Regions from separate parts of the Homo sapiens genome. Here region 2 is linked to region 1. A link is a loop called in an ENCODE intact Hi-C map of the cell type or tissue named here. Cell type or tissue: IMR-90. All regions are shown on one strand. Links, peaks and the distances in the headings refer to the core of each region. The heading gives the core; the rest is flanking DNA. Region 1 has its middle 33 kb from the start of LINC02160. Region 2 overlaps LINC02160 (long intergenic non-protein coding RNA 2160).

Evidence for each region. Hi-C counts contacts between places; a loop is a spot of excess contacts. Peaks named below come from ENCODE experiments on the same cell type or tissue, not always from the same donor. Only the 100,000 strongest peaks of a DNase experiment are listed, where the experiment ranks them.
Region 2: a loop joins it to region 1, with 2.1 times the contacts of the local background. A loop is called at or near these places in 2 of 110 quality-filtered maps.

The regions. Positions count from the first base shown.
Region 1 is chr5:33,190,037-33,203,233 of GRCh38, reverse strand. No RefSeq gene overlaps it. Among named protein-coding and RNA genes, the nearest start is that of LINC02160, 33 kb to the left of the region's middle. In IMR-90, for the core only: no CTCF peak of the experiment used is centred there; a DNase peak (open chromatin) is centred at 7,303.
Region 2 is chr5:33,251,469-33,264,665 of GRCh38, reverse strand. LINC02160 (long intergenic non-protein coding RNA 2160) reads right to left here. Exons shown (of 4, transcript NR_147008.1): 4 at 9,113-9,190. LOC124900637 (a long non-coding RNA gene) reads left to right here. Exons shown (of 2, transcript XR_007058725.1): 2 at 1,000-1,198. Among named protein-coding and RNA genes, the nearest start is that of LINC02160, 28 kb to the right of the region's middle. In IMR-90, for the core only: a CTCF peak has its summit at 6,344; DNase peaks (open chromatin) are centred at 3,175 and 6,415.

The sequences.
Region 1 (13,197 bases), core at 2,578-10,577:
ACTTCTTCTTTATACTATGCACAAAAATTACTCCAGTTGCATCATAGACCTAAATATAAGAGCTAAGACTACAAAAACATTTGAAGAAAGCATGGGAGAAAATCTTTATGACCTTGAGTTAAGTAAAGCATTTTTAGGTACAATACAAATGCACAAGTGAAAAAAAGAAAAACATATAAATCAGACTTCATCAAAATTAAAGACTTGTGCTTCAAATACCCATCAAGAATGTGAAAATATTTTTGTTTCATATATTTGATGAGAGGCTTGTATCCAGAACATATAAAGAATGCATGTAACTCAACAATAAAGACAAATAACCCAATTAAAATGAATAAAGGATCCGAATACCTATTGCTCCAAACAAGATAACGCAAATGGACAATAAGCATGTGAAAACATGCTCAACATCGTTAACTATTAGGGAAACGCATACCAAAATCATGAGATAGTACTTCACACCCACTAGGTTGGCAATAATCAAGAAGATAGATAATAGCAAGTGTTGGTGAGGATATGGAGAAATTGGAATCTTCATTACATTGCTAGTGGCGATGTAAAATGGTTTGGCCTCTTTGGAACACAGTTTGCCATAAACATAGAGTTACCATATGACCCAGTAATTCCACTCCCAGGTTATACCCAAGATAAATTAAACATATCTTCAAATCTCAAACCATATCTAAACTTCGATATCTAAAACATATCAAAAACTTATTCATAAATGTTATAACAGCATTATTTATTATAGCCATAAAGTGGAAACAACCCAAATGTCCATCAACTGATAAATAAATCAAATATGGCATAACCACAAAATGGAATATTATTTGGCAATAGAAAGGAATGAAGTACTGACGTATACTACAACGTAGATGAACCTTGAAACTTTATGCTAAGTGAAAGAAGCCAGTCACAAAGGACCCCATACTGTATGGTAAATTCAATATAGGCAAATCCATAGAGACTGAGAGTAGATTAATGATTACTAGAAACTGAGAGAGTTCGAGGAAAATGGAGAGTGACAGCTAATGTATATGGAGTTTATTTTTAGGGAAATAAAAATGTTCCAAAATTGATTGCGGTAATGGTGGCACAACTCCGAATAAACTAAAAATTACTTAATTATGCCCTTTAAAATGATGAATTTTATAGTGCATAAATTATCTCTTAATTTTTAAAATCCATAACAATAATATTTGCAAAATTATTTTTGCTGTGTTAGGTGCCATATTCATTCACAGGTTCCAGGAGTTATGATGTAGATATATTTGTGGGAGCCATTATTCTGTCTCCCTACTTAGATTGTATGGAAGTAGCTGCAACTGTAATAGTCAGACCTGGCTAGACCTTGCTGTCCTCTGTGAGTAGCAATGCAGCTCTAAAGAGTATACGTCTACAAATAAAGACAGTCAGGATGATACACTTCTTAGCAGATAGCATGGAAAGATGAAGACAGAAGGCACTATTTCCTACTCCCTTTTCTCTCCCAACAGTCGGACATAATGATACCACAAAAGGCCCTTTGTCTTAGTCATATCTTTGTTATGGTGTCTTTTTCCCTCAATGCTTTAAAGTTTTAAGTAAACTCTCCTTTTTCATATTTCCTTGTTACTTATGTTGTTTAGAAAGATCTCCCCTACATCAACATCAAAACTATTCCCCTAATTTTTTCCATTATTTTATTTTTCTTTTAAATATATAATGTGTGTGAGATTCTTTTTGTCAGTAATGTGAGACGGGTATGCCTTTGTTTTCTTTTAATTGGATAGCCATTTATTCCAGCATCATTTGTTAAATAAACAGTTTTTTTCTCTCTGAATTAGAGATCTTAGCCATATATTACATTCCATATTACCCCTATCTATTTCTGGACTCTGTCTTGTGTTTCATTGATAGCTGTCATTTTCAAGAATAAGAGCCTAATGCAGAAAAATAATTACATAATTAAAACTTCTATTCTGCTACACAGTTTGACACTGAACAATTAGAAAGTAAAGCAGTTTGGGCCATTTTTCTTTCCTGCTATTAACATAGGCCTTATTTGTGTAGTCCAGTTCACACTAAATGCAAAGCAAGATTGTGTATACACAATCTTTTAAGTATTTGCTCAAAGAGCTGGCTGATAATGTAAACACTACCTGAAATGTACAGATTGAAAGACACTGGGGCCGGGCGCGGTGGCTCACGCCTGTAATCCCAGCACTTTGGGAGGCCGAGGCGGGCGGATCACGAGGTCAGGAGATCGAGACCATCCCGGCTAAAACGGTGAAACCCCGTCTCTACTAAAAATACAAAAAATTAGCCGGGCGTAGTGGCGGGCGCCTGTAGTCCCAGCTACTTGGGAGGCTGAGGCAGGAGAATGGCGTGAACCCGGGAGGCGGAGCTTGCAGTGAGCCGAGATTGCGCCACTGCACTCCAGCCTGGGCGACAGAGCGAGACTCCGTCTCAAAAAAAAAAAAAAAAAAAGAAAGACACTGAGAAGCTCCTCTGCTTAAAAATATCTTCCTTACTGACAAGCAGCCTGGCCTGAAATAGCCACCATTAGAGTTACTCTCTTATAATAAGTGTACCACATCTAGAAGTTTCTTATATGAAAAGTTGAACACAAATCTATGGGCATCTACCACCATGTTAGACTTGAAATGATAGCTTTGATGGCATTATGAAATGCAAACCATTCCATTCAGTATATTTTCTTAGCATCATTAAATATTGAAGGAGATGGGGAAAGGTTTCCCCCATGACTTAATCTCTTACTAGAAGAAAATGTGTTTCTCATGAATATATTATCCTGGAAAGAAATCTCAGGGGGAAGGTTCGCGTGTATCAGTGACTCTTGATTTAGCTTTGCCATTTTTTGTTGTTGTTGTTAGCTTTGTAGGCTTTGCTATACTTCTTGACTGTTGCTTATTTAGAAGCATAATAAAGAAACTTGATTTTTTCCTCCCTGAGACTGCCTGCTTTCAGGATCAGTTTATCTTTCTTCTACTGAAAGCTAAGATTTGAGCTCATATAAATGATTTATTAATTGGAATTTGAGTTATCTTGAAGAGAAGCCTACTGTTTAAAACCATTAGCATTTTCTCCCCTCAACCCATTTCATTGAAGGGGCATTCAGCAAGGTTGTAATTTACGCAATGACCCTGAATTTACTCTGTGCTTTGCTTTCTGTAAATGTTATATGTTATAATGTGGTAAGACAGAAGTAGCCAAGTTACATTAAGAAGGAATGTATCCTGAACAAATTAATTAGAGTAACAATTTTCCTTTTGAGGTTTCTTAGTCTCTTGGAGCTCTTAAGAGTATCTGTAAGGAGACTAGTCTATATTTAGTAATTACTGATTATTTAACATGAGATTTCAATAGATAATTTTCTCTTCATGACTTTTTCTTAGTCACTTCAAGGGATGATATGTTCTCTATAGATGTTTTTCGATAGTAATTTTATTTTTGTTCTCATCCAATAACTGAAATCATTTGAGCTTTCTTCTTATCCTGGACCCTTTTTTATATCACTTTAAGTGAAATGATAGGTAGGAGGGCAGTCATATTTGGAAAACAGAAAAAAAGCTAAGATTGAGCCATACACATAATTGTAAGGCAATATTTGTCTGTGTTTATCTGTTTATTGACCTGTGCAAAGATACAATTAAAAAGCTGTTTATTAAAATGTTTTTTAAATCAGCTTTAAATATGTCTGTGTGTTTAAATGTATTATTCTGTGAGTAGAAGAAAAACATTTTTCTCAACAGTTTTTAGATGTATTATCTCCCACTGAAGAAAGACATGGAAATATTGGAATTATGGACCACCACAACAAAAACCTGATAGTGTGTGGCTTCAACCTTGACTCAGTTCAGAATTTCAACTACTTTGGTTGTTTTTATTTGATCAAATAGATGCCCAGATCCAATGCATTTATGGATAGCATAAATGAGTTGACCTGATTTCCTTAGTCTGAGGAAACCTTTATCAGAAATAGTGATAACATCATGAACTGGAATGAGAAATAACATAAAACATTTAGCAGAAAGATTAAAATCGGAGAACTACACCACTGACAGTAAAGACATTTCAAGACTAGTTTTATTAACTACTTAGTGTAAATCAAAGACTACAGAATAATTGTGTAATTATTTCTCAGAGCTGCTGTGTTTATTTTCATACAAAACATAGAAAAATACCACGTAGACAAAATATTTCATTTTAGTCAGCGTATAATGGCAGCTTGACATTTTTTCCAAGGCAAACATGACTTCTAATCTTAGATAGCTCTTCCCCTTGGTGATAAGCATAACTTCCCACCTCATTCTAGTTGATTTTGTAAAACAAGCAAACAGTTTTTAAACTGCCCAGTAGTGACTCTAACACATGTACCCTATTCATCGGATTATTTTATAAATATTCTAAATTTATTAAAATGCTTTTCTATGAACTTATTCTATATACTGATAATTTCTAATGTGAAAAATCTCAAATTTTTGCCACTAAAGAGGAAATATTTTCTATGTTATTGTTTTAAGAAGTGCTTCCTCAAAACAATAGAATGCTGGTTACCAGAGGCTGGGAGGTGGGAGGAATGGGGATGATAATCAAAGGGTAAAAAGCCACAATTAGATAAAAAGAATGATTATGATTTTTTAGATCTATTGCACATAATGGTAAATATAGCTAATAATTGATTACTGTACATTTCAATATCTTGAGAGTAGATCTCAATCTTATGACAAAAAAATGCCAAATATTCCAGGTGATGGATAGGTTAATTAGCTTGATTTAATTATTTCATATTGCATTAAAAATAATAGCCTCACTTTGTACCCCATAAATATATACAATCATGGTTTGTCAATATATAATATAATAATACTAATAAGTGCTTTCTCAACTTTTTTGGCATATGGTAATAATATAGGTCATCAATTATCTATTACATTTATGATTGGGTTGTATTTAAACAGTGATTTGAATGAGTGTTAAATTTTGCCATTTTAAATGCAACCAGGGAAATAAGTACCATTTTGCAAATGATTTTTTTTTTTTTTTTTTTGAGACAGAGTCTCACTGTCTTGCCCAGGCTGGAGTGTAGTAGTGCGATCTCAGCTCACTGCAACTTCCACCTCCTAGGTTCAAGCAATTCTTCTGCCTCACTCAGCCTCCCGAGTAGCTGGGATTACAGCTGTGTGCCACCATGCTCGGCTAATCTTTGTATTTTTGGTAGAGATGAGGTTTCACCATGTTGGCCAGGCTAGTCTCAAACTCCTGACTTCAGGTGATTTACCCACCTCGACCTCCCAAAGTGCTGGGATTCTAGCTGTGAGCACCATGCCCAGCTGATTTTGTGAGGTTAGAACTCTTGCTATTTCAATGCTCACCACACAAGTGTTATACTGTTGAATATTTGCTTGTCTTATGACTATACACACGACATATACACAAGCAAAAATATGTAACTGATTTAAATTTTTGTGTTAAATAAAACAAGAAGGTATTTTGTCCACTCTTCTATGAATTATTTTTACTTAAATAAAATGAGTCAATACAAATAGAGATTCATTATGACTACAAAGTAACTAAATCAGTTTTAGAATTGTTCAATCTCATTATGTAACAGTCCCATTATGTATATATAAGTTAAATATAAATTTTAAAATTCCTAGAAAATTGTAATAAAAATTTACTAGTCAAGGAGCTAACATTCTCTACTATATTGAAGGAGTAACTTTGTTTTCAGATTCTATTGAATCTAAAATTCTTTCTATTAAAAGATATACCTGGCTGGATGCGGTGGCTCATGCCTGTAATCCCAGCACTTTGGGAGGCCAAGGCAGGCGGATCACGAGGTCAGGAGTTTGAGACTAGCCTGACCAACATGGTAAAACCCTGCCTCTACAAAAATTCAAAAATTAGCTGGACATGGTGGTGCACATCTGTAGTCCCAGCTGTTCAGGAGGCTGAGGCAGGAAAATCACTTGAACTGGGGAGATGGAGGTTGCAGTGAGCTGAGATCACGCCACTGCACTCCAGCTTAGGCAACAGAGTGAGACTCAGTCAAAAAAAAAAAAAAAACAACACCCAGAGATATACCTCATGTACTACCAAAAAAAATCTAATTAAACTGTAACATAATACTTTCTTATTGCTTCAGATTTTTATTTTATACTTGCCAAAAGAATTATTTTAGACTCATTTATATGTGGATTTTTAAATAATTACTTCTGAGCACTCAAGCAAAAAGAAAATTTAAACAGAATGCATTTATTATACTTGTCAAACATCTTTGCATTCAGAGTTCAATTCTTCTGAATCACTTTTAAACTCAAATTGTCAGTATCTGTTTTTCATACATATTATCTCTTCTATCATCAAGAACATTAGTGCTATAGCTGTTCCTAAAATATTAATCCAGTATTATCTGTAGTATTTTCTTTCAAGTCACTAATACTCATCCAATCTGCCAGTTTTGAAACTGGCATTTTCCTGTCTTCTAGAATATTTCAGTGAAAGGTTTTTTTTTTTTGACAATAACCAATCTTGATATTCCTTCCTCAAATTATAAAGTTGTAGACATTAATTAAGATCAAGGCATTGCAACTGTCTGGTCATGTGCAAGAATATAAACCTAGTTCACTCCTTCAGTGACAGCCCCAACATGACTGCTCCCTGGATAATAGAGAATATAAGATGCCACCTATTTAAGACAAGTCTTAAGTTCAGAAATGTTAAAATATAGAAAAATGTGTATTTTAGAATTAATGAAATGTGGCATTAACATTGTTAAATTTTTCTATAATTGCAATAATTTAAAAAGTTTTAACAAAACTTTATATGCCACATTATCACTATATTATCTGGAGCACCTTGTGTGAATCTTTGCTATATAAACAAGAAGCAGCTTAATTGCAAAACAACATCTGTATTTCCATATCCTTTTTATGAAAGGATATGGAACAGATGTTCACTGGGAACTGACAATCTATGGAGGCAAAGGGGAATAGTTCTAGGGATTCAGAGTCATTCAGGAATAGGAGTTTTTCCTTTATTATACTCCATGGAAAACACAGTGTCACAATTTCAGGTTAATGTCTGAAATGTTAGACATAGAATTCAGAATTGGATGGCAAGGAAGTTCATCAAGACATAAAACAAGTTGAAACCCAATCCAAGCAAAACAGTAAAACGATCCAAGAGTTAAAAGATGACATAACCATTTTAAGAATGAAGCAAACTGAAATTTCAAAGATGAGGAATTTACTACAGGAGTTTCAAAGTACAATTGGAAGCAAAAACAACAGAGTAGACCAAGCAGAGGAAAGAATCTGAGAGCTTGAAGACCGCTCCTTCAAAACAATACAGGCAAACAAAAATGAAAAGAATGTAAAGAAATGAACAAAACCTCCAAGCAATATGGGATTGTATAAAGAGACCAAATCTGTGACTCATTGCCATTCCTGAAAGAGGAGAAAGAGCAAACAACTTGGAAAACATATTTGAGAATATAGTTCATGAAAATTTTCCCAATTTGCTAGAGAGGTCAACATACAAATTCAAGAAATTCAGAGATCCCCTGTGTGATACTATACAAGACAACCATCCCCAAGATGTATAGTCATCAGATTCTTCAAGGTTATTGTGAAAGAAAAATGTTAAAGGCAGCTAGATGGAAGAGGCAGGTCGCTTACAAAGGGAGCTCCATCAGGCTAACATCAGATCTTCAGAAACCTTACAAGTCAGAAGAGATTGGGGGCCTATTTTCAGCATTCTTAAAGAAAAGAAATTCCAACCAAGAATTTCATATCTCACCAATGCTTCATAAGCAAAGGAAAATTAAATTCCTTTCAGATAAGCAAATGCTCAGGGAATATATTACCGCTAGATTTGCCTTACAAGCGGTCTTAAAGGGAGTACTAAACATGGAAATAAAAGAACAGTACTTGCCACCAAAAAACACTTGAATACATAGCCCATTGTCAATATAAAGTAACTGCACAATCAAGTCTACATAATAACCAGCTAACAACATGATGACAGAATCAAATCCTAACATATCAATATTGGCCTTGAATGTGAATGGGCTAAATGCCCCACTTAAAAGGCTAGGTACAAGCTGGATAAAGAACCATGACCCAATTGTCTGCTGTCTTCAAGAGACCCATCTCACCAGTAACTACACCTATAGACTCAAAGTAAAGGGATGGAGAAAGATCTATCATGCAAACAGAAAACAAAAAAGAGCAAGAGTTGCTATTTTTGTATTAGATAAAAAAGACTTTAAAACAAGAGTGATCAGAAAGGACAAAGAAAGACATTGCATAATGATAAAGGATTCAATCCTAAAGAAGAGCTAACTATCCTAAATATGTAGGCACCCAATACTGAGGCACCCAGATTCATAAAACAAGTTCTTAGAGATCTGTGAAGAGATTTAGACAACCGCACAATACTTTTAAATATTTAAGTACTAGAGTTTTCCACATTAACAGGAATTTTTAACAATTCTGAAATGATTTAGCAGTGGAATTGGTTACAACCTTATGTTCACCATTCTGTTTTAGGGATTGATTGAAAAATCTCAGATAGTCAACAGATACTGAATTTCTCAGCATACTTAATTTCTTGTTTTGGAACCATTTCTTGATTTGTACATAACATCTTAATCTTATGATGCATCCTTTTGAATCAGCAATCAAATGTCCCCTGAGCTGGACTTTGGTTTCAGTGACCTCTGCGAAGGCAATCACAGCATATATAACACGTTGGATATAGCTGTTTAAAAATTACTATCTCTTTGGTTGTTGAAATTTCTTTCACATTGATTCTTCACCTTGTTTTTCCTTTGACATTGTACCTCTCTCAGTGGGCCCCCAAGTGTTCCTCACATAGGACATTGCTACAACTGGCTCAAAAACAAACAAACAAACAAATAAAAAAAACCTTTGTTTTTAGACTGGCTTTCAAATAAGAATTCCCTATAGAGAGATTTTTAGACTCTTTCCTCTCCTCTCTCACCTTCCCAGCTCTTGCTGATATGACACTAAGATTGTGTATCCTTGGAGTGGCATTCAGATCATGAGGAATTAATGAGTATTTGGGACCCAGATTTATTAAATTAGACCAGAATTCAAATAATAAAAGTTTCTCAACATAATTCATTGAAATCTTTATAATTATGTGCTACTCTACTCCTTACAAAAGAAAAAAAAATAGCCAAACCTGTGTTAGTCAGTTCTAGTAATTCTTGTCCATTTAACAATCTCTAAAACCACAGTAGTATATCACAATAAAATCTTATTTATTGCTTATATACATCCTTGCAGTCTGCGAGGTCCTTGTTCCATGCCTTCCAGAAGCCAAGTTCCTTCCATTTGTGTAGCTTTATCTGTTTCTCATTTCTTGGAGTCCTCTTCATTCAGGATTAGGGAATTACATGAGATACAATTTTATAAGCTGGGCCTGGAACTGTGCACATCTCTTTTCTTCACATTCCATTGAACTAAACTCAGTCATCTGGTTACACCTAACTGCAATGGAGACTGGAAAATGTATTCTAGCCTTATACCCAGGAATAAGAGAAGAATATGGATAATTATGAGCACCAGCTCTCTCTGTCTCAGTAAATTTTGAGTAGGCTATTTAGCAGTACTCCAGATATACCCTCCAAATTTGTTGAAAATGTTCAAACAAAATATGTTATTCAAATACAGGTATAGATGAATAAATATGAATGTATTATAGATTCAATCTTGTTGATTGAAGCTTTATTTAATATCTGAGAAAATTAGAATTAAAATGATAATCTATCACTGAAATTATCAAGAGAAAATATATAGAGAGGATTTCACATAATAAATGCATCACTTTAAGGGAATACATGATTTTGTTCAATATGTAGTTCCATGTTTAAAGATTCTTTAAGGGGTTATAGAATTTAACAACAGATTTAAGAGAAACAAGGGGCGTGGTTTTAAAAATCAACTTTTGATTATTCAAGATCTGATTACCTGTTTAGTGTATTCCAGAATACTCAATTTTCATCATATTTGTTCTAATACCTCCAGTAGCTATTTTATGAATTATATATGTCTCCCCTGGAAAAGAGAAAGGACAGAAAATTCAAACATTTAATATAGTTACAAAGGAGTTTTAGAAATTGCCAGTCTCTGAAATGGTGTTTGTTAAGATTATCCTACTGTCCATGGCAATGATCAGTATTAGCCCTAGTTTTCAGTACCCTAGTGTCAATGAGGTATGAGTGAAGGCCAAAAGCAGATGTTGTCCTGAAGACCATGTCTTGTCATACATCATGACAGACTTGATTTTCTCAGTCATTAGTTCAAGGGAGCAGGGTTAAACAATTTAGTTTTACATTAAGACAAGCTTTTGGCGTACACTGCACTCTTACTTGCTTCTTAGGAATCAGGAATGTTCTCTGTTCATCAGTTCTCATTTATCTTTTGTTTCTCTTTCTCATTGTTCTTGCTTTCAAGTGATAGGATAGAGGTTAAATATTAGTGAGGACAGAGATAGACATATCATTCTTTAAATATTTGTTTTTGAATGGCGATCATTAAAAAGTCAAGAAACAACAGGTGCTGGAGAGGATGTGGAGAAATAGGAACACTTTTACACTGTTTGTGGGACTGTAAATAGTTCAACCATTGTGGAAGTTGGTGTGGCGATTCCTCAGGGATATAGAACTAGAAATACCATTTGACCCAGCCATCCCATTACTGGGTATATACCCAAAGGATTATAAATCATGCTGCTATAAAGACACATGCACACGTATGTTTATTGTGGCACTATTCACAATAGCAAAGACTTGGAACCAACCCAAATGTCCCACAATGATAGACTGGACTAAGAAAATGTGGCACATATACACCATGGAATACTATGCAGCCATAAAAAATGATGAGTTCATGTCCTTTGTAGGGACATAGATGAAGCTGGAAACCATCATTCTCAGCAAACTATCGCAAGGACAAAAAACCAAACACTGCATATTCTCACTCATAGGTGGGAATTGAACAATGAGAACACGTGGACACAGGAAGGGGAGCATCACACACCGGGGACTGTTGTGGGGTGGGGGGAGGGGGAAGGGATAGCATTAGGAGATATACCTAACGCTAAATGACGAGTTGGTGGGTGCAGCACACCAACAGGGCACATGTATACATATGTAACAAACCTGCACGTTGTGCACATGTACCCTAAAACTTAAAGTATAATAATAATAAAAAAAAGAAAAAATAATGGGTGATTCCTCTAAATAGATGACTAGCTTTTTCTTTCTCTTACCTTTTTTAGTGTTTTCTATATAGATAAGGTTGGCTGCACTAGTAGGCAGAGCTTGAGTATTATTCTTTCGGAGGACAGGTATCTCCTGTCTGACCTGGCATACAGTGATTTGAGGCAAAACAAAATTTTGTGCGTAATTTGATTCTCAGGGTGTCTAGAAAATCTTTTAGTTGAAGGTTTCTGAGCAAATGAACAATCCTCAGTTCTTTGAACTATGATAAATTCTGAGAGAAGCTCATAGAACATTCATTATTCCCAGGTTATATTTTTCCATCTTGGATAGTACTAGAAAGCCTTTTCCCATGAATTCAGGAATGGAATAAGATTATGTTGTTTGAAAGTGCAGTTTTTTAATTAGAATGTAATCACCAGGACTTCTTTTTGTAGAAAAGATGGTTAAGTGTGATGCATTCTAAAGGCTCTCTTTCCAACAAATTCCTATCACCAGCCTATCTTATGCTTGAAATTGATTGTATCAGGTTGAAGCTTTGCATCTCCAGAAGTCTTCTTTAAACACAGTCACAAAAGAGATAGTAATATCAGTCATTAAAAGAGTTATTAGAAGAACATTATTTCTAGAAGAAATTGGATAAGAGAATAACTAGCTGAGCATTTCAGATATATTAATCAATTGAATAATTCATGCTCAGTCAAACTATTTATTATGAATCAGCTATGTATCTGCCACTGTGATAGGTTCTGGTTATACACACATAATTGAGACACTACTGCTGACTTCAAGGACTTACAGTCTAGTAGGCAAGACTGACAAGTAAACAAATAACTATCATACATTGCAAATCCCCCTAAAGCCTGTGAAGTGGGTAAGGTTTTCCCCATTTCACAAAAAGAGCACTTTTTTGCTGCCCAAAGGAAATAATCCTATTGAATAAGTAGTGTCCCCAGTAAGGAGGCAGAAGTAGCATAAAGTACCTGGAAATTAATAGGTGCCCAGGAAATATCTGTGCATGACCTCTTCTATATCATGCTTTCAAGGATCAGTTTTGCCTACCACTTAAGAAAATAGAAAAGGATTTATATGACAGTATTTCAGTTTTTCTGTTTATAAATTGGACACTCTAATTCTGTAGAATAGAGTCAGAAGTGAGATTTAAATATCTAACAGTCTGTATAGCGTGGACACTGACCACGCAAAATAGACACAGCTATAGCACTGAGGCAGAGTCCTGTACGTCCTGTGCTGTGAATATACCTTTATTCATTGGACACTGGGGATCACTAGAATCCTGAGGGAAGGACCTGGGAGACTAGGGTGGTGGTGAATCACCTGGAAAACTTCAGATAGCGGCTATTTGCCAACTTATACAAACATATTTAAATATTTTAACAACAGGTTTAGCCATTCTAGTGCGTAGGGATGAATGTGAGCTCTGAAAATAGCTATGCTCTGGAGAAAGAATAAATGATACTGTGAAGTAGAGAAGTTACAGTTATTGTAAAAATTGATGCCACTAAACTAAAGCCAAATTTCTTTTTGGCATCTGGATTACTTTATGATGTGGCAGGATATAATCATTTCTTATTCTTTCCCCCTCCTACATACTGCTGATGCTAAGTTGTGGGTGAATTTAGCTAAGATCTAGAGGCTCCTTTCTTCTGCCCAGCCCCAACTCATGGGACCGAGGCTGTACCTTGGTTGTGGTACTGTTGAGAATACTGGAGCCTTCATTAGCCTAGGTAATTCTCAGACCTACCTTATGGTCTGAGAGTTTCACAGTGAGAGAAACAAGCCCAGGACACCTTTGACTGTTGCCCTCTATCAACTGAGTGTTCAGCTCTCAAGAAGGTATTTCACTCAGAAAGAAGCTCCCATTGTTCCTATCCCTAGCACCAGAGACATGGATCCACCATTCTCAGCAAACTATCGCA
Region 2 (13,197 bases), core at 1,787-9,786, 62 kb before region 1:
AGCCTATGTTAGACCTACTCACTATATCCTCTAAATCTCCTATCCTATCTTTTATATTTCCTATCTTTTTGTCTTTCTGCTTTTTTTTTTATTCTGGATATTTTCTTCTGACTTATTTTCTATTTCACTAACACTTTCTTCAAATGTATCTAATCTGCTATCAAACCCATACTTAGAGTCTGATCTATTTACTAACTGGGTATAGAAAGGTCAAGGACCATTTTGGCTGTACTGGTGCATACCAGTGGAGTATTAACCTTGGTGATGTCAACCATTACCAAGGATTTAACTACTAATTGTATGTCAAAGACTCTGTAGCTTAATCTCTTCAACACATTCCTCCCTTTAGAACTCTAGACCCAACAAACAAATGCTTACTTAACATTCCCCCTAAAATTACTTCCAGGTATCTCAAACTTTACATGTTTAATATTAAACATTCTATTTCCCATTCAAATCTGCTGTTCCTTGCACCTTTCTGTCATCAGTAAATAGAATTCCCACCAATTTATATATTCTTGCCAAAGCCTATGAATGGTTCTTGATATATCCCTTTCTCTTATCTTTAATATCCAGTCTGTCAGAAATGTCATCTGTTCAATTTCCAAAATATATTTGAGTCAATTCACTTCTCTCCAACTTAACTGTCCTTCTACTAGCTAAGCTACAATCTCATTGTATCTTTTCTTTATCTGTTCTCTCTGTTTCCACTCTTGTCCTTTATTCAGTTGTTTCTCCATTCAGCATTTGAAGAGATCTTTGTAAAATCTTAAATCTCTGACTTTTAAAAACCCCTCTAGGATTTCAAATGCTTTCCCATAATACACAAGACAATACATGTCTATTACAATAGCCTGCTTCTCCAACTTCCTAAAAACTTTCTCTCACTATTTAGCCATACCTATTTTAGTTTTTTGAAGGTTGGTTTGTGTTTGTTTGTTTGTTTGTTTGTTTTGGCCTAAAACTCTCTTCTCCTCACTCTCTCTTTCTCTCTTTTAGGCTTTAGTTTATATTATTCTCATAGAAGACTTCCTCATAATCCAATTTAAAAAATGAGAGTTTCCCTGCACAAGCTCTTGCTTTGCCTGATGCCATCCATGTAAGACGTGACTTGCTCCTCCTTGCCTTCTACCATGATTGTGAGACTTCCCCAGCCACGTGGAACTGTAAGTCCCATTAAACCGCTTTCTTTTGTAAATTGCCCAGTCTTGGATATGTCTCTTTTTTTTAATTTAATTTTATTATTATTATACTTTAAGTTTTAGGGTACACGTGCACAATGTGCAGGTTTGTTACGTATGTATACATGTGCTATGTTGGTGTACTGCACCCATTAACTCATCATTTAGCATTAGGTATATCTCCTAATGCTATCCATTCCCCCTCCCCCCACCCCACAACAGTCCCCGGAGTGTGATGTTCCCCTTCCTGTGTCCATGTGTTCTCATTGTTCAATTCCCACCTATGAGTGAGAACATGCGGTGTTTGGTTTTTGTCCTTGCGATAGTTTACTGAGAATGATGATTTCCAGTTTCATCCACGTCCCTACAACGGACATGAACTCATGATTTTTTATGGCTGCATAGTATTCCACATTTTCTTAATATGTGCCACATTTTCTTCATAGTATGTGCCACATTTTCTTAATCCAGTCTATCATTGTTGGACATTTAGGTTGGTTCCAAGTCTTTGCTATTGTGAATAATGCCGCAATAAACATACGTGTGCATGTGTCTTTATAGCAGCATGATTTATAGTCCTTTGGGTATATACCCAGTAATGGGATGACTGAGTCAAATGGTATTTCTAGTTCTAGATCCCTGAGGAATCTCCACACTGACTTCCTCAATGGTTGAACTAGTTTACAGTCCCACCAACAGTGTAAAAGTGTTCCTATTTCTCCACATCCTCTCCAGGACCTGTTGTTTCCTGACTTTTTAATGATCGCCATTCTAACTGGTGTGAGATGGTATCTATCTCATTGTGGTTTTGATTTGCATTTCTCTGATGGCCAGTGATGATGAGCATTTTTTCATGTGTTTTTTGGCTGCATAAATGTCTTCTTTTGAGAAGTGTCTGTTCATGCCCTTCGCCCACTTTTTGATGGGGTTGTTTGTATTTTTCTTGTAAATTTGTTTGAGTTCATTGTAGATTCTGGATATCAGCCCTTTGTCAGATGAGTAGGTTGTGAAAATTTTCTCCCATTCTGTAGTTTGCCTGTTCACTCTGATGGTAGTTTCTTTTGCTGTGCAGAAGCTCTTTAGTTTAGTTAGATCCCATTTGTCAATTTTGGCTTTTGTTGCCATTGCTTTTGGTGTTTTAGACATGAAGTCCTTGCCCATGCCTATGTCCTGAATGGTATTGCCTAGGTTTTCTTCTAGGATTTTTTATTAGCAGTGTAAAAATGGACTAATACACCACAGCCCCAAGGATACTCATTCAAATTTATTCTTCAGTATTAAAAAATTAGTGCCAAAGAGTAAAGATCATGACATTTTTTTTCCCCACCACCATAAAACCAAGACCTAGTTTGTGTCTGGTACATGGTAGGAACTCATTAAATACTTGTTGAATGAGTGAATGATCTCCAAATGGCAAATTTTACTCTTCCAAAATTAAATTTCGTTCTCTGCTCCCTGTTATGTTCTTTTTGAAAAAAATTTTCTCAACCATAACTTTCCATGTCTGTTATAAGCCATTCATTAGAGTTTTTTGTCAGGTCAGCGCATATTTACAAATCTAGTTAGTTCTTATTTTTCCATTACAAACAAATGTTAGAACATCATTCTCCAAAACCCTATCTCAGAAACAGACAAATTTGCTTTTATTTTTGAAGTTTATTGTTTAGTTTAAATCAGATTTTCTAGATCTTTCCTTTTTACAATACAAACATGAATTCTGTTAACTGAGACTACTTGAAGCTACCCAGTTACCCAGTGTCAGTTTGTACTAACTATAGATTTTTAGACCAATAGCCCTTGTTTTCTCCATACATTTCTTGGAATTTTCTATTGCTTTTGGTATTAAGATTTTTTTTTTTTTGGTCAAAACACTGGGTTTGCCCACCTCCTCCTCCTCCTCCAACAAGATGCCAGAAAGAAAGAAGCATGAGTCATAGGAAAATGAAAGAGGAATGTCTCAAATATTAGGATGAGAAGACTGCTCTTCTCATCTAACAGATTCTCATTTCCTGCCCCGCGTCATTTCTTCCCATTGAAATAACAACTGTAATTCTAGTCATGGGTGTGTGAGTGTTTGTGAGGGTGGGTGGGAGGTCTTCAGAGGTCTCAATAAAAAAGAGAGAGTATGAAACTTTTGTTATTTCCTGTTTCTGAATATGTCTTTTGGTTAAGGATGTTGGAAGGGGTGAGAATCTTTGGATCTCTGTAGTGCTTGTAGTGGTGATGGGGAGTATTGAATGTTTCCAAGCCAGTACGGCACACTGAATAACTGGATCAGAGTTCTCTTTTGGTGGGAATAATATTAATAAATAATGGAAGGTAACTACATGTTGAAGACTTGTAGAGTAATCATGAGTTTCACCTTCTCATGCCAGGTGACTCTTCTTTATGGGTATAGTCCTGTATTTGGTCTTCTAGCTTCCATGTGAAACTAGTCAACTTCGAGAAGTTTTGATCTGTCTCAACAGAAATGAATCAGGGAGAGGGGAAACAAATAAATAAATGGTAGTTACATCAAGGTGGTATACTAAGTATTAAATACAAATTCTCAAAACTTTTACCCATTTTCATTTAAAAATATTTATTTATTATTTGTACTCTCATAGAAAAAAATAAAGATCTCTCAAGAGGTCTCTCAAGACATTTGCAAACAATAAGGTTTTGTTTTTTCATGAGCCAAGATGGATTTTGGTTTGTCCTGACTTTCCTTGAAGTAGTTGTATTTCAAATGATTAATTGCCTTGAGCTGCTTTTAAAAATTGTTTTCCTGCTTCTGTGATTTTTTTATTGTGACAAAATTTGAAGGAAGTAGTAGAAATAATATTAATTATTGAAGTTTCAAGAATTTCTTCTTTTTCCTTTCCTTTAGGAATAAAATTAAAATGTAAAAATCTTGGAATTTGGCATTAACCAGCTTAAAATTTAGTATGCTAAAAATAATAATATCAATTCAACATTATTCTATGAAACTTATACAAAATTTTGGAAACATGGTCTTTACAGATGCTATATATTTCAGTTATACAAGTTCAGAATTAAGTGTTTATGCCACGTTACATTTAGATTATAGAGTTACTTATATTTCCTCACCTTTCATATTTTATTAAAGAGATTCTCTGACTCTCTAGCCTCTAGTAGCTTTTGATAACAGTCCTTTCTCCCTAGGGAACCCAACCTCTCTTATTAATGAAGTCCAAATATGAGTCACCAATCCACATTCCCAAACACTATGCTTTTTAGGTGGCTCTTCGTACTCCTTTACCTCTGGACCAGGCTAATCAGAAGTGGAGGACTTCAAGTTAATAAGTCATGTTATAGAATTTTTTCTATTATAACTAGGGCTCAGTATTTTTTTAAAATCCTAAAATACCACTAAATATCTTTGGCCACATAAAAGACTAGATTTCCAGTTCAGAATGACAACAGATATAGGGCTTGACATATCAGGTACCAAATAATGCTGTGGCAAAGTTTGGATTTTTTTTGAAGATAGTAAGATGTATGCCAATCTGTAATATCACTTGCATTAATGGATTTCCGAGTACTATATAAATCGACGATTATTCTTATTAAGCAGTGCTAATATATTTTACAAACAAAAATTCTCCCCAGTTTTATCCCTTTATATGTGTCATATCAAAAGACTTAGTCAAAGCTGCTTTCTACTGCTTCTGATGTTATATGCTTCATAAAAGTGTCCCTGTGCTATGCTTCTAATGAAACTTTATTTTGTCTTGTTTTATGTAACACATTTGAAAATTCTATCTTTTAAAATACATTATTTTTATTGCTACAGGGGTATTATGTTATGATGCTTTCTTTTACAGTTTATTCTTGTATTGACTTTAGTTCCAAAAATAAATTAATTCATATATTACTTTTGGTAATACCTGAAAAAAATTAAGTTATTCACAAAATATTTGTGAATCCTGAATCAGTGTAAGTTCTATTCAATTACAGAAATAGTAATTGCATACCTACTAGCACTATCTGAAGTTATATAAAATGAGATTTTTGTTTTCTTATTTTTGCTTTTGCCTTCTTCCAGAGAGTATTGAGTTCCACGAGAGAAAGGCCTTTGTTGGTTCACTGCTGGATTGCTGGTTTCTATAATATTTCATGGCACATAGTAAACTGCCAATAAATATTTGCTGAATGAATTCACTTATTCAGAAAATATTTATTGAGTGTCTCTTGTATGCCACATATCTAGGCACTGAGGATAGAACAGTGAATGGGCCAAAGTCCTGACTTTTTGGAATTTATTTTCAAGTGGGAAGAGAGAGATTATAAAATACGTGACCCTGAAAATATATGTCATATGTCTGATGTTGATAGTGCCAAGAAGAAAAATAAAGCAGGACAAGGTGTGGGGAGAGAGAATTATTATCCTAGCTAAGGAATTAAGTGAAGGCCTCTCTGAGAAGGTGAAAAATGATTGAATGTTACTACTCCTGTGCCACTGCCACTGGTGATACTGAAGAAAGTGGAAGACCAGGTCTTAGACTCCAAGGTGAGTATAATATGATGATAAAGTCAGACATATTACCTATCATAAACATAATGTGCAATGATAGTGTCATACGTACATGCTATGGAACAGTGTCTGGAGAATGAAGCATAGCCACCTATTAGCAAGCAGAGTATATGGTGGTGGGGTGGAGGATGACTACAGTCTGAAAATGCAGAACTGATTCTAGGCTGTGAAGGTTCTGCCAGATCAAGGACTTTGGGCTTCAGTCAATAGCTGGTGGGTGACTAATGGTAGTCTTTAAACATGGAAAGGGACCAATCAGAGCTACATTCTAAAAACTAACTGGTAGCAAAATGGGTGGATTCGAGGGCATGAGATTGGGTCAGCTGATGTTTTGATAGAATTTGTGATCAAATATTACTTGAAATAACAGAACCTTAGTTGGGCCAAATCTTTTCTTCAAACAAAAGAATAGTGCTTCCAAGATTTTTGTTTTTATGGTCGAACCGGATTACCATATAAAGACATAAGAAAGAAAGAAATAATATTTCATGACAAACTAGCTGAGAAGGATCAAGAGAAAGGCAAGAATGAAGATTTATAATCTGGGATTTATAGAATAGCTGTAATTGGTACAGGGAAAACACCCAATTTATCTGGATATACTTGTGTTTCCCTATTTAATCCACATGGTGTCATTTTTTACATGTGTTTTCTCAGAGCAGTTATTTTCATTCACAGGCTGTGGTGATGACTCACTTCATTCCCTTTTGGGTATTAGAGGCTCTTATTTCATTCAGGAGATTTTCCGATTCACCAGACAGTGCATTAGACATTATTGTCTTGTTGGAATTTGGCTGGGGGAAAATACTTAAAGAAATATATCACTGTTGCTTGTACCACCCTCACAAACACATTTTATTTAGCAAAATCTGAACCTGATGAGGAATCCGTATTAGTTTGCTAAGGCTGCCATAACGAAGTACCATAGACTGGGTGGCTTAAATGAAAGAAGGTATCATCTCACAGTGCTGAAGGCTAGAAGGCTGAGATCAAGGTGTAGGCAGGGTTGGTTCCTGTTTTGGACATTGAGGGAAAGATACGTTCCAGCCCTCTCTCCTTGGCTTGTAGATGACATTCTTCTCCCAGTGTTTTCACATGGTCTTCCATCTGTGCAAGTCCCTCTGCACAAATCTGTGTCCAAATTTCCTCTTCTTGTAAGGACCCCGTGCTTAGGGTCTACTCTAATAACCTCATTTTAACTTAATTACCTCTTTAAAGGCCCTATTTTCAAATATGGTCATATTCTGAGGTACTAGGGGTTAGAACTTCAGCATATGAATTAGGAGGATGGGGAATTCAGATGATAATAAAGTCTAAATGTTTGGCTTTTTCTCTCCAGATACCCAGTTTCCCTAAAGTGACAATCACACCCAGTGACTGGCTGATGCAGTGCTATAAAGGTCTGTTCCACTTGCTGCAAATTCAGGACAATTCCGTAAAGCCATCCCAGCCCCAGAACTCGCTGTGCCATGAGCTGAGTTCTTTGTTATGAGAGTATCACAGCTCCCCTCTCTACCTAGTCCTACTTCCTCACTCCCTCATAAGTGTTGGGTCCTTATAAATTTGCCAAGGAACTCAACCTGTGACAACTTTAGTTCAATAGATTTGACCCTTTCCTTGCAAGGGAACTATTGGTTTCTTACTATTATTGTCAGTTGTCCTCATTAACAAAGTCATTTACTAACTGGCTGCAAATTACTGAAAATTGTTTGGAACGACAATTTTTCGTATAGACTTCAATGATTATTCTGGCTAAAGGTCATTTTTTTTCTCTGCACTTCTGTAGGACAGCCCTGTACAATTTAGTACTTTAATGGTGATTTGTATTTTTTGCTCATTCACATTTGTAAATTATTTAAGGTTGCACATTTCTTGAAAGTTGATATGCTTCTATCAGATTTTTTTCTGTTCTTCAAAATGTTTAACGTAGTTTCAGAGCTCTAGTTGGTACTTAAGGAATTTGGGAGCATACAGTAGTGTAGATACCCCAGAATTTTTAAATGAGAGTGTGGAATCTGAATTATAAAACTCATATTAGGGAAAGCCTACACTGGGAAAAGAAATTGCATATGTGGTATAAAATAAATAGAAGATCTGTGTTTGAATATTGACTATGCTGTTTACTCACTATGTGATCTTATAAAAGTTACTTACCCTCCCTGAGCCTGAGTTTTCTCATCCATAAAATAGGAATATTTTTAATAGCAATCTTATAAAGTTGCTGTGAATGTTAAATGAGATGCAGTATTAAATAAGATGCATGCAGTATTTAGCACATGATTCAATCATAAAATGGATATTACCTTCACACTTCAATATTTCTGAATTCATGATGCATCTTGTGATTAGTGTCAAAAGAAATTTGTCAATTTTACACAACGAAGTGGAGTGTGATACATTAATAGTTCTTAACGTCTATATGAGTGGACTTAGTCATCAGAGAAGATAACTATTCACCCAGTTACTTGCCTCAGTTAAACACCTTGTAGTTGTGACAGAACCTTAAATTTGGATACCTAATTATTATTTTAAGGTGTCCCCAAAAGGATTACATTATAATCCAAAGACATAGCTTTAACATAAATGGTTACAGTGGAGCAGATTGCCTATCATATGCCAAGTAATTCAAATAAAGATGATGGAAATTTTTAGATATTTTAGAATTAGCTGTATAACCTTAAAAATTAGAAAAAGTTGTATGACCAGTTGATGAATTATGAAAACCAAACTCTAAATCTAATCCTAAAGAAGCAATCAGACAAACCCAAATTGAGGGGCATCCTACAAAATAACTGATCTATGTTCTTCGAAAATGTCAGTGTCTGGGAAAGCAAAGCAAAGCAAAGCAAAGTTGAGGAACTTTTTAGAGTTAAGAGAGACTAAACCAGTATGACAACTAAATAAAATATATGGTCTGGATTGGATCTTGAATTAGAAAAAATAAAATTGCCATGAAGGACAAATTAGGACAATTGGTAAAATATGGTATTGACAATTTGATTATCATATTGCATCAATGTTAAATTTTCTGAATTTTCTTATTATACTTATTATATTATATAAAATTCTTAAATACTATAATTAATCTAATTATACTGACTTATTTAAGAGTTTTCCCAGGTTAAGTTCCTCAGCAAGTTTGTAAGGACTCAACACTTGTGAGGGAGTGAGGAAGTAGGATTAGGGAGAAAGGGGAGCTGTGATACTCTCACAACAAAGAACTCAGCTCATGGCACAGAGAGCTCTGGGGCTGGGATGGCTTTACGGAGTTGTCCTGAATTTAGGGCAAGTGGAGCAGACCTTTATACCACTGCATCAGCCAGTCACTGGGTGTACACTGCCCCAGGGAAGAGTACATGACATTCATCAAAGTGTGTCTCTTTAGCCAAGGATAATTTCCAGAAGGGGATTCAGCTGCAAGCTGTTCATTGCCAAAACTCTTCAGCTGATGGGGAAAATTAGTAGTTCAGTCCTAAAGAGGGAAGAGGAATATAGGTGTCAGACCACAGCATCCAATCTGGTTATCATATCTGTAATTTACTTTAAAATGATTCAGTAAGTAAAATGATGTGAGAACAAAGATAATACCAAAAATGCGGAAAAGCAAGAAAGATCTCAAATTAGCAAAATACGAAAAAACCGGTGAATCTGGGTGAAGTACTGTTTTCAGCTTTTCTGTAGGTTTAAATTTAAAAAGAAAAAGTTTTAAAAATGAAATTCCCAGGTGATACCAGTACACTAGCAGATTGGAGGACTGTGGAATGAAGTCATCTTTAGAATTCATCCCAGCTCTAGCATGAGGGAATTCTGTGACATGATCAGATTGGTTATGGTGCATTTGCTTTGGGCTTTTGAAGCCATGGAACCACAGCATATTTCCTACATGTTTGTTTTGTCCATAAGTTCTCAAACTTTAGTAAATCATATTGTTTAATTAAATGGGTTTGAGGGATTGTAATACCAACCCTGAATTTATAAATAAAGCTGTTCTTTTCTCTATTTTGATGAACAGTGGGCAAGTTTCTGTATTAAAGATCAATTATTATCCATTTGAAGAAAAACAAGGAAGCTGAGAATATTCAAGATAAATTTATTGAGATTATTAGATCTCACAGTTAATGAAATTGTGTTGTAATAGATACATACTGTCAATAGTTTATTGAAAAACTGCAAGCAAAGCAAATGTCTTTGCCTTTATTAAAAGTCAGGGGAAGATATAGCAGGCTCAAATATTTAATATTTATCTTTTTAATTGTGAAATCATCTTTGGGATATTTATTTATTATGAAATACATTTTAAAATATTGCTTAATTCTAAAATACGATTTAAAATAAACTATTTTTCTGTGGTTTTTACTGAGTCCTCATCTCACTAGGCTGGAATATTGATCCCAACCACATCTTGTTTTAGATGTGAGGATGGTCATGTCTTCCCACTCTGTTTTCAGTGTTACATCAAAAAGTCCCAATTCAAGGGCACTGAAGACAGTTATTTTCTTATTAAAGGTTTGCCAACTCCTTTCTTACAGGGATCTTGCTGAATGCTTTCAACAATCATTTTTAAGCATAGACTCTAGAGTCAGTCTCCCTGGATCTGAATTCCAGTTCTAACACGTAGCTATGTGCTCTTTGGAAAATTACTTAACCGCTCTGTGTCTTAGTTTCCTCATCTATAAAATACAGTACTTATAGAGTTAATAGTTAATATTACCTATGTTATAGAGTTATTTTGAAGATTAAATGAGTTACAATATGTAGAACACCAGGCATGTAATAAGTACTTAATAAGGATTAGGTATTATTATTGTCATCATTATTAGATATTTATACTGCATACTAGAATCATATGTTTTAACTTAGATCATTATTATTATGTTGATTTTATAAAAATAAAGATGCAGGTTAATTAAATGTTAATCTGAAATCGCCAAGGTCATCTAGCTAGTGAAGGAGGGGAGCTGGAATTCAAACTTCAAGCCCAATTTTCTTTACACTGTTGTGGACTCATGGGTGAGAGAATTCCAGTGTATTTTTTTGTCAGCCTCCTGGGACCAGCAGCAGATTATCATTTGGAATGGACTTAAATAGGCCCTGCCACCTCCAATGTGTTTTTACATGTAATCCTGCGTGCCACAGATGTAAGCATCTGGGGACTTTATTTCCTATCAGATTATAAATTATTGAGAGCACAGTCTAAGTCTTGTTGGTATTTGTGTCCCATGCACTGCTTAGTGCAATGCTTTGAAGATAATAGTTGTTCAGAAATTGTCAATAGCATTCCAGAACAAAATTACTATTGATTTTTAACATAGTTAGGCTGGGTGCAGTGGCTCATGCCTGTAATCCCAGCACTTTGGGAGGCCGAGGCGGGTGGATCACAAGGTTAGGAGATCGAGACCATCCTGGCCAACATGGTGAAATCCCGGCTCTACTAAAAATACAAAAAATTAGCTGGGCATGGTGGCATGTGCCTGTAGTCCCAGCTACTCAGGAGGCTGAGGCAGGAGAATCCCTTGAACGCGGGAGGCGGAGGTTGCAGTGAGCTGAGATTGTGCCACTGCACTCCAGCCTGGGCGACAGCGCGAGACTCCATCTCAAAACAAACAAACACACAAACAAACATAGCTGATGCTCGTGTCTTAGTTTTACATGTTGCTGTTCCGACATTTAGTAGGGATGCAATAGCCAAGACTCAAGCTTGCCACAAGGAATTAAACAATTTGAACTTTGCTTTGTCCACCAATAAAATTCATCCCATTATGGTTTTGTGTAAAACAAGCCTTATTCTCTGCCTATAGATTATTTCAAAATGTTAATTAGTGTGGGCAGACCTGATAATAATTTCCTGATTTGTAACTAGATCTTTTAATTTATCTAACCTTAAAGCTTTGTGTTATTCTTTTCTCCTTATGAACTTATTGCCATTTCAATCAAGCTTGTGCAATCGTCAACCCACGGGCCACATGCGGCTCAGGACAGCTTTGAATGCAGCCCAACATAAATTCGTAAACTTTCTTAAAACATTATGATTTTTTTTTTGCGTTTTTTTTTCTTTTAGTTCGTCAGCTATTGTTAGTGTATTTTGTGTGTATCCCAAAGACAATTCTTTTTCTTCCAGTGTGGCCCAGGGAAGCCAATATGGATATCCCTGATTTAGATGATAGTCCGCTTCTGACACTTCATTGAGCTTCATTTACCTAATCTGCCACAAGCAAAAGTTAGATTAGATGGCTTCTAAAATATGACTTTGTAAATTTTTGCTCTTTATAAGAAGATATTTGTATGTAAACCAGTTTATTTCCATACTAACCGAGATTGTCTCCTTTCAGAGTAACAAATCAGATTGCTATCCATTTGGCCTGGTCATTTGAGTCTTGCTGATTGGTCTATGAGAAACATGGCCAAAATTTTGAATCTGCTCTTTAGGGGGACATTTAGGTGAACTGGTATGAACTGATATTTTAGAATTGTGTCCAGTTGAATGTGTGTGTGTGTGTGGGGTGGGGGGGGGTTGCCACATTATCAGTTTTTCATCTAATTTTAATATTATTTGAAGGGTCCTAGTCAACTTTGTTCATGTATTTCTTCTTAAACACAATATAAACAGACCCATTATTAGGATTCAAACTTTGAACTGTATCCTTTCCTCCTTCCTTCCCAACTCCTTTCTCTGCCCCTACTCCTCCCTCCTTTCTTTCTCTCTCCTTCTTCCTTTTCTTCCTCTCCCTTCTCTGCCTTTCCTCTCCCCTCCACATACTTTCTCCTTCTTCCCTTTCTTCCTCCCTCCCTTGCTTACTCACTCCTTTCTTTCTTTCTGAGAAAGTTTAATGAGAATCCACTGTGAGGCACTTTTCTGAGGACTTAACAATTCAAGCCTTAAATAAGGTCTAGTCTTGTCCTCAGGTAGCTCTTAGACTCATAGGGCACACTGAAAAGAATAGATACTAATTATAAAATAAGTTGGTAAGTACAGCAATATGAAAAACAGTGCATTCTCATAGGGTTAGATATAGTTTAGGGTTAGGAAGCATTCCAAATGAGGTGATAGTTGGGTTGAGACTAGTCAGACAAGGATGGTCATGGTAACAATATATACAATATATCTACTATATATATACACAATATATATACACAATATATATAGAATATATACTGTATATATATAATGCATATATATACATATGTGTGTGTGTATATATATATATGTATGTATATATATATATATTTCCCTGCATCCCTTTTACTGAACTTTTGGAGTTTCATGACTGCCCTTTAGAACCTGGAAAAGAACACAAGCTACAGTAAAGAAAAATATGCCTGTCCAAACAAATTTGAAAGGTCAACTCTCAGTCTATCAAATTGAGATTCTTGTCCTACACTTGATTCTCTTAGTGTAACACCCACATGGTTTGAAGGGAAACATGCCCTTTAGAAAACAGGACAGACGGTTATGGGCCGGGTGTGTCAAACTTTTTGTAG